Linked DNA regions of Homo sapiens: all the other regions are linked to region 3. The links are chromatin loops, found by intact Hi-C in ENCODE. Cell type or tissue: Caco-2. All regions are shown on one strand. Region 1 overlaps ITIH5 (inter-alpha-trypsin inhibitor heavy chain 5). Region 2 holds the start of TAF3 (TATA-box binding protein associated factor 3). Region 3 has its middle 53 kb from the start of LINC02642.

Region 1 (2,500 bases), 97 kb before region 3:
TCTCTCTTGGGAAATTTTTTCAAATATGGAAAACTGAGAGTTGGGAATCTATTATTTTAGGAAGGAAGAGCATTGAATAAGCAGTGAAGAAAGCTGATTTGCTAAGAAACCTGGGCAAACATCTACTTAACTATAAAATACTACAGTTGAGTTTGAATCCCTTCAGCTATAAATTTGAATTAGTATTCTGTGCTATGTGTTGCTATCATATCTATATGATGCTGTTTTCCAAAAGGATTTAAAATACCAAACATTCACGTAGGGGGAAGAAAAATCCTTTCCCAAAGGAAAACTGTGGATAGTAAGAGACTTATGAAGGTATTTTTTTTTTTTTTTTTTTTTTGAGATGGAGTCTTACTCTGTCGCCCAGGCTGGAGTGCAGTGGTGCAATCTCGGCTCACTGTGAGCTCCACCTCCTGGGTTCACGCCATTCTCCTGCCTCACCCTCCTGAGTAGCTGGGACTACAGGCGCCTGCCACCACGCCTGGCTATTTTTTTGTATTTTTAGTAGAGACGGGGTTTCACCGTGTTATCCAGGATGGTCTCGATCTCCTGACCTTGTGATCCGCCTGCCTTGGCCTCCCAAAGTGCTGGGATTACAGGCGTGAGCCACCACGCCCGGCCTTATGAAGGTATTTAACCAAATTCCTTCTCATCGTCATTGCCTCTGTGTTACCAGTTTTTCTTTCAATCCTCTGCTGATTTGCTTGAGTTTTATCTTTATTGCCACCCTCAGAGGGTAGTGCTCCAATTATTCACAGTATTTTTGACCTCCATATATTTAAGAAATTGCCTCGTTGGATCCCAGGTAAGCAGGGTTCATAAACAAACATAGACAATTTAAGCTTCTTTCTAAAGAGGAAATGAGCAGGCAGCGTGTGTTGGGAAATCCTTTTGTCAATGCACCAGGTGTTGGCTGCTTTTCTCCGACAGCAGCCAAAACCCAGACCCTCAGGAAACAGAGGCCAGGAAATCCCTCTCCCTATCAACCCAGAGGGTGGCGCTTCCAGCCCGTGGCTGTGAGCATGGGGCTCTTCTCAATCTTTTCACCTTTGGCATTTTACATAGCAGTTGGCTGCCATCTTTCCCCATGTGATAATTGTCTAGGAAAAGATTGTATGTTTGCGACCAACCTCCATGTATCAGGACATCACTAAGGACATATGTTTTGTTCTCTTCAACTCTGATGCACAAGCTATAAAGTACTTTGTCATTACCTAATAGGATCAGACATAGGAATATTTAATGGCACTTATAAACATGGTTCTTAACTTTCTTTAGAGTCCTTGGAGAATGTGGCAAAATCAATGCATCCTTTCTTCAGAAAAAAATGTACATTTACGCTTACGTGCAAAATTCTGTGTATAATTTTAAGGGACTTTCAGACAGCTACTGACTTCATTATATTTTGTAAAGATTATTCTTTTTTTAAAGATTATTCTTTATATAAGCATATTGACATATGTATAATGTGTATATATATTGAATTTCCTGTTATGAATGTTTATTATGTGTCTGTCCTTTTAAAATATTGTTTTTTTCAAGCTTTCAGTGGTATAGAGAAAACTGTTATGACAAAATGTGAACTGTATGTTATCCAAGAGCATTTTTTTCTTTATAAGTTGCCTTTCATAATGGACAAAGTACAAAAAACTACTTCTGAAGGGGAAGAGGATGGAGCTAGTATGTATTGAGCACCTACTGTCTGCCAGGCACCACACGGGGTACCTTACATATGAGATCTCACTACATCTCAACAATGATTCTGTGACTGTGGAATTGTTTCCATGTAACAGATGTGGGACTGAAGCTCAGGAATATTAAGTCAGTCGTTTTGATTCAGTCACACTCTAGAACCCACTCTCTTTGGTATTCTGTAGTTTGCAAAGATAACACAAAACTTCTTGCTCTAAAATACTGGGCTTTAGAAAAGAAGAGAGCCCCCTGGGAGTCCTGGTGGCCTGAGAGGCAGGGAAGAGTCAGTGAGTGGAGGAAGAGCATGAATGAATTTTCCCGAGGGCAGGAGAGGCAGTTGTGTGTCCCTGGGGTTGTCTTGCATGGGATCACCAATGCCTGCATGAAGACAGGAAGATGGGATTAGAAGACTTGGCCTCCCTCAAATCGGAGCAGCTGCTCCAGCTCACCATAGAAGTGGGCAAGAAGGAGAGAACACGAAGGAGGAAAGAGACATGGGTTCTCATTAGACAAGTGGGTCAGATTCTTCCTCTTTTTTGTTCTGCACCAATGTCTTTCCTTGCGGTCTTCATTAACCTGTGACTCTGATGACCCTGCGGGTGACACTCATTTTTGTGCTTAGGAAATATCTGTGGCGGTAAGCAGGGTGAGCCCCCATTCACAGCAAGGAAAAACGGAGTCATGTTCTTCTGCTCTGGGATTTTGGTCAGTAACGGTGGAACAGCCCATATGAACCTACTTAACAGATTTTTTTCCCCCTTAATAAAAAGATGATTCTATTTTCTAGAGATGCTCCTCTGGAATT
Region 2 (2,500 bases), 290 kb before region 3:
CTACTTGGAAGGCTGAGGCGGGAGGATCACTTGAGCCCTGAAGTTCGAGGCTATAGAGAGCTAAGATCGCACCACTGCACTCCACGCTCGGCGACAGAGTGAGACCCTGTCTCAAAAGAAGAAGAGTAATAGAAGTATCAGTGAAATCAAGCATTCAAAACATATACATTTTTGGAACTCAATATGTAAAGTCAATAAGTGGCTTTTAGGGTAGTGGTTTATCAGTTCATTCATTTATTCAACAAATATTTCTCAGGTGCCTATTATATAATGGCCCTACAGGTTACAGAATACAAATATAATCAATTTTTCTCCTGGAGAGGGGAAAGAGACATACACAGGTGATTACAAAACAAGATGACAAATAATATAAAAGAAATATGCACAGAATTATGAAAGCAGATAACATGAGTTCCCTAGAGCAAGTGATAAGTGCATCTGAAAATAAAAGTAATACTATTGGTGGGCCACGGGCAAAGGACACTCTAGGTAAGAAACAGCACGCATGTAGGAATGGACAGCTTAAAACATTTTGGAAAAGGCAGGTAGCTCAGCGTGGTCGCAGATTAGCATGGCAGGCTGGCAAAAGGTAAGCAAAATGCTAGCTCACAAAGGGAACTGTGTACTGCTAAGAGTTTCGATTTTTAGCCTGTAACCAACGAAGTATAGTTAAAATGTTTTTAAGAATAATGACAGGATCAGATCTGTGCTATGGACAGATTATTTTGGCAGCCCTGTGGAAGCGGGAACGAAACTTGGGGCCTAAGAAATACAGCGTGTGTCTGTGAGTCTCAATTTTCCAGTATAGGAACCACTTTAACAAAACAAAATATCCTATGAAACACTTCATTCAGTTCTCCAGCTCACCACCTTAAACATCATGACTTGAAACTAAAATGAGTGGTAGTTTCCTCTCCTCAACAAACACACATACAATGCTTCACATCAACAAGATAATGTGGAGCTTCTATTAAAATATTCCATTCCTTCCATTAAATTATTAAATACCACTAGCTATAGATATTACCAGACATTCATTTAAAACTCATAAGTACTGTAGCCCAGATTACCTGGAGAATCTTGTCAACTGCCCACGGTCCCTCTATCCTACTTCGATAGCCACTGACATCTCACTGGTAACCGAGACGTAAGTGAAAGTACATCTAATCAGCGAAACTGACAAAGTCAGCCTTGGAAAAACAGTAAATGGAGATGTCGTTCACGAAACGAACAGATACAGAAAGACGAGGCAGTGTCCCTAACGGAGCAGAGCTGTCAACGAGTCTATGTAGTTAGGAGCCCAGGAATGGCCAGTCTTGTAAGAAACGGCCGGTAGACGGAGCGCCTGTGACAACTAGTTGTAGTAGTTTGCGGGCAAGGGAGAAAAAGGACCGAGGTAAAAGAGGGTGTAGGGCACGCTGGGGGTGGATCTACCCGCAGCAAACAGGAGACAATGAGAGAGATCCAGACACAATTCAGAGCGGAGGAGCGGTAGGAGGGTGTGGAGCTGGGAGCGAAGACCCGACTCCCGGGCTGGTGGCGGGAAGTTAGCGGATAAGGAAGAGGCACCCGAAGGATGACTAGAGTTTGGAGCGGCAGTGGAAGCCCAGGGACGTGGGAGGCCGAGGAAACAGCAGATCTCGAGGCGGGGTGCGGGATGCACACCCCGGGGACGCGGAGGGACAGGGAGAGCGAAGGTGTCACCCTTGACTTGCCGGGGCAGCCCTCCCGCACCCAGCCCGGTACTCACAGAGCTCAGAGTACCGATGGCAGCCCCGGCCCAGCTGCTGCAGATAGCGCTGCAGCACGTCCGTGAGGAGGTGGCAGGCGCTGAGCTGCACCGAGTCCCAGCCCAGCGCCTGGCAGATCTGCGCCACCGAGACCCTCAACAACGACCTGGAGTAACTCTCGCACATCCCGCTGCGTGGACGCCACCGCAGCCCTTGCTGCCACTGCTCTCCAGCCCCGCCGCCAGACCTTAGCAGGGTCCCCGATTCATCCTCTAGGGCTTCCGCGGCGGGGAAAGGGTCCCCCGGACCCCCGGCGACCACCTCAAAGCCCCAGCAGCACGGAGCGCGCCAGCCTGAGAGCCGCCATTTTGGACTCGCTCCGCCTCCCGCTGGACGGCCGCCGGGGCGAGGCAGCATAAGCCGAATGCCGAGCGCGGCGATGAGAAAGCTCCGCCCCTTGGGAGCGGAACGATTCCTCGGGATCGCCTCTGAGGCCTGGAAGCCGGCCGGAAGCGGGCGTGGGGCGCGCAGGTGGAGGAGGCGCCCAGGGCGGCAGGTGCTGGGGCGCTCACCTGGGGGACAGCGGTGACGAAAACGCCAGTGTTTTAGAGGCAAACGAGGGATCTGGGATACGACATTGACAGGTTAGAGAGTTAGCACTAATAACGTTAGTCATATTAGAGAGTTATGTGCTAGAGAGAAGTTTGGGGCGTGGGAACTTACGGAGCTCGCCAAACGCAGACCTGCGCTGGTGTTGCCTCAGCTAAAAA
Region 3 (2,500 bases):
TGGTGACAGCACGAGGGAGCACCCTTCCTTGGCCTCTGTGACCTCCTCTGACCCTCACTTCCAGGGTCAGAGGTGGTCACAGGCACTGGGGACTCTGGCAAGTCACAGCACATGGGGACAGGCTCCATTCTCTGCGAATCTGAGGTAACTGTTCCCTATACATCCCCCACAACATAAACAACCCCCACAATATATACATCCCCTTCCACACAATATATACATCCTCCCACAATATATACACTCCTCCACACAATATATACACTCTTCCATAACATATACACCCTCCACATTATATACATCCCACACAATGTATACATCCCCCTCCACACAATATATACATCCTCCCAAAATATATACACTCCCCCACACAATATACACACCCTCCACAATATATACATCCCTCACAATATATACACCCTAAACAATATATACATCACATACGATATATAATCTCCCTCTACACAATATCCCACACTATATACATCCCCCACACAATATATACATCCTTCCACAATATATACATCCTCCCACAATATACACATCCGCCACACAATATATACATCCCCCAAAATATATACACCCCCCACAATGTATACACCCCACACAATATACACACTCCCCACAATATATACACCCCACACAATATATACTCCCCCACATAATATATACACCCACACACAATGTATACACCCCACACACAAATCGTTAGTTTAAATTTTAGAGGAAAATGTGAAAGGCACAAAAGGAAGACTCTTAAGAAATGAAGTGACGGGCTGTTCTGGTTGGAGTCACAAAGCGGGTGAGAGCAGGAGGTTGAGGCGACGCAGGGAGCTGGGAGAAAGGCCTGGAAGGGCCCAGCAGCGGGGCTGAGGGTGGCGGGGACAGGAGGGCCGACCGCCCCTTGGCGGCCACCGCTGCCAGGACACCTCCATGTGCCAATCACCATTCCCTGGGCCGACTCTGGCCCTCCCAGTTCAAACCCAAGGAAGGGCCTTGAAACATGACGACCGTTCCCCAAAAGTGACATCTGTGTTTCCGAAAGTGGCTTTTATGACTTCCAGATGACAGACGGGATCTTCCCAGACGCACAGGAGCGGCGTCTCTTCTGTGCTTCCACCTGAAATGCCCAACAACCGGAATCCTCATTTCATGGAGAGCAATAGACCACAAATAAAGCCCGCAGACCTGAGACGCATTTTCCGGGGAACAGCAGAGTTCGATGAGAATTGCGGAGGGTTTTCCACGAGTCACTCTCCCCGTGGTTCCTAGTGCTCACCTTCAGAAAGTCACGGCCACGTTTGGTGGCAAAGCTCCCTCACATCTCTGATTTCCTTGCTACAAGCTGAGATTTGCAACTTGAAGTTTGGGACCTTCATAGACATAGTCTTCTCAAAGAGATTTTTAAAAGCGTTTTTTTTTTTAAATTTTTAATTTTTTCCCTTAAATCGGTGTCATTTCTAAGGAAATCTTGCCCTCTAGCTCTCAAATCTTAAAATTGAGCTCAACCTAGTGACAGAGCCACACAATGGCAGATAAACGGACAATGAGCGCCATCTACTGGGTTATTGTCATAGTCCCCCTCAACACAAGGAAAAAGAAAAAGCCAACAGAAAGAAGGGCTGATGGATTATCTCATGCTGTGAGATAACACTGATGAATGTATATTTTCACCGTCAGCAGATTTCCCATTTCGCTTATTTGTAGAGCTACTTTCTATTGCGTCATCTATATTTCCCTCCCCTCTCTATAAAAGACAGCTGTCACTCATGAAGATCACATGATACATCTCCAGCAGATGTTTAAACTTCATTCATTTGTCAGAAAATTACAAAGCAGCCACTCCTCATTTTCTCAGCAATTCCTGCTGGGAATAAGGGAGAACGGAGATCGCAGAAGGTGCGTGTACTTCAGACGTAAGCCCAAATTAGTGAATCCACCTGATCAGCTCCCGGACCAGCAGGAACGCAGGTGCACTCGGGATCAGCAACTGTAGGGTTGCACTGAAGGTGCTGTGAAAGCAAGCAGGTCAGCCTGGGACAGACACCCACCTGCCCACTGCGAATTCACTTGATTTGACTCCACTATTCCGTAAATGGCATGAATTATTACATATGAGTAAAGGAAGAGACCAGATTCGTTCCCAATCATGAAAATGCATTGTAGGAGTTGGGAAAAATGGAACAATTTTGTAACCTGGATGGGATAGACAGGGTGAGTTGAGCCTACTGTTTTGTTCAAAATCTAATAACGATGGCTACCAGTGGGGAAGACATTTCATTTCACACCTTCTTATCTAATTTTGAAAGTTGGGTCATGTTAATGTACTATTATTATTATTATTATTTTGAGACAGAGTCTCACTCTGTCACCCAGGCTGGAGTGCAGTAGCACAATCTTGGCTCACTGCAAACTCCACCTCCTGGGTTCAAGAGATTCTCATGTCTCAGCTTCCCAAGTAGCTGGGACTACGGGTGTGCACCACCGCACCTGGCTAATTTTT

What was found. Hi-C counts contacts between places; a loop is a spot of excess contacts. Peaks named below come from ENCODE experiments on the same cell type or tissue, not always from the same donor. Only the 100,000 strongest peaks of a DNase experiment are listed, where the experiment ranks them.
Region 1: it touches region 3 in a loop (10-fold over the local background); 41 of 110 quality-filtered maps call a loop at or near these places.
Region 2: it touches region 3 in a loop (9-fold over the local background); 11 of 110 quality-filtered maps call a loop at or near these places.

What each region holds. Positions count from the first base shown.
Region 1 is chr10:7,621,646-7,624,145 of GRCh38, reverse strand. All of the region lies in intron 5 of ITIH5 (inter-alpha-trypsin inhibitor heavy chain 5), which reads left to right. Among named protein-coding and RNA genes, the nearest start is that of ITIH5, 44 kb to the left of the region's middle. In Caco-2, no CTCF peak of the experiment used is centred here; a DNase peak (open chromatin) is centred at 993.
Region 2 is chr10:7,818,126-7,820,625 of GRCh38, reverse strand. TAF3 (TATA-box binding protein associated factor 3) reads right to left here and starts at 2,121. Exons shown (of 7, transcript NM_031923.4): 1 at 1,751-2,121. The coding sequence starts at 1,916. It overlaps LOC105376392 (a long non-coding RNA gene), which reads left to right and starts at 2,263. Exons shown (of 3, transcript XR_001747356.1): 1 at 2,263-2,374. RefSeq lists enhancers at 1,409-1,926, 2,055-2,114, 1,927-2,445. In Caco-2, a CTCF peak has its summit at 1,442; DNase peaks (open chromatin) are centred at 1,335, 1,774 and 2,195; H3K4me3 peaks cover 2,039 bases.
Region 3 is chr10:7,524,654-7,527,153 of GRCh38, reverse strand. No RefSeq gene overlaps it. Among named protein-coding and RNA genes, the nearest start is that of LINC02642, 53 kb to the right of the region's middle. In Caco-2, a CTCF peak has its summit at 1,561 (motif pointing left); a DNase peak (open chromatin) is centred at 1,533.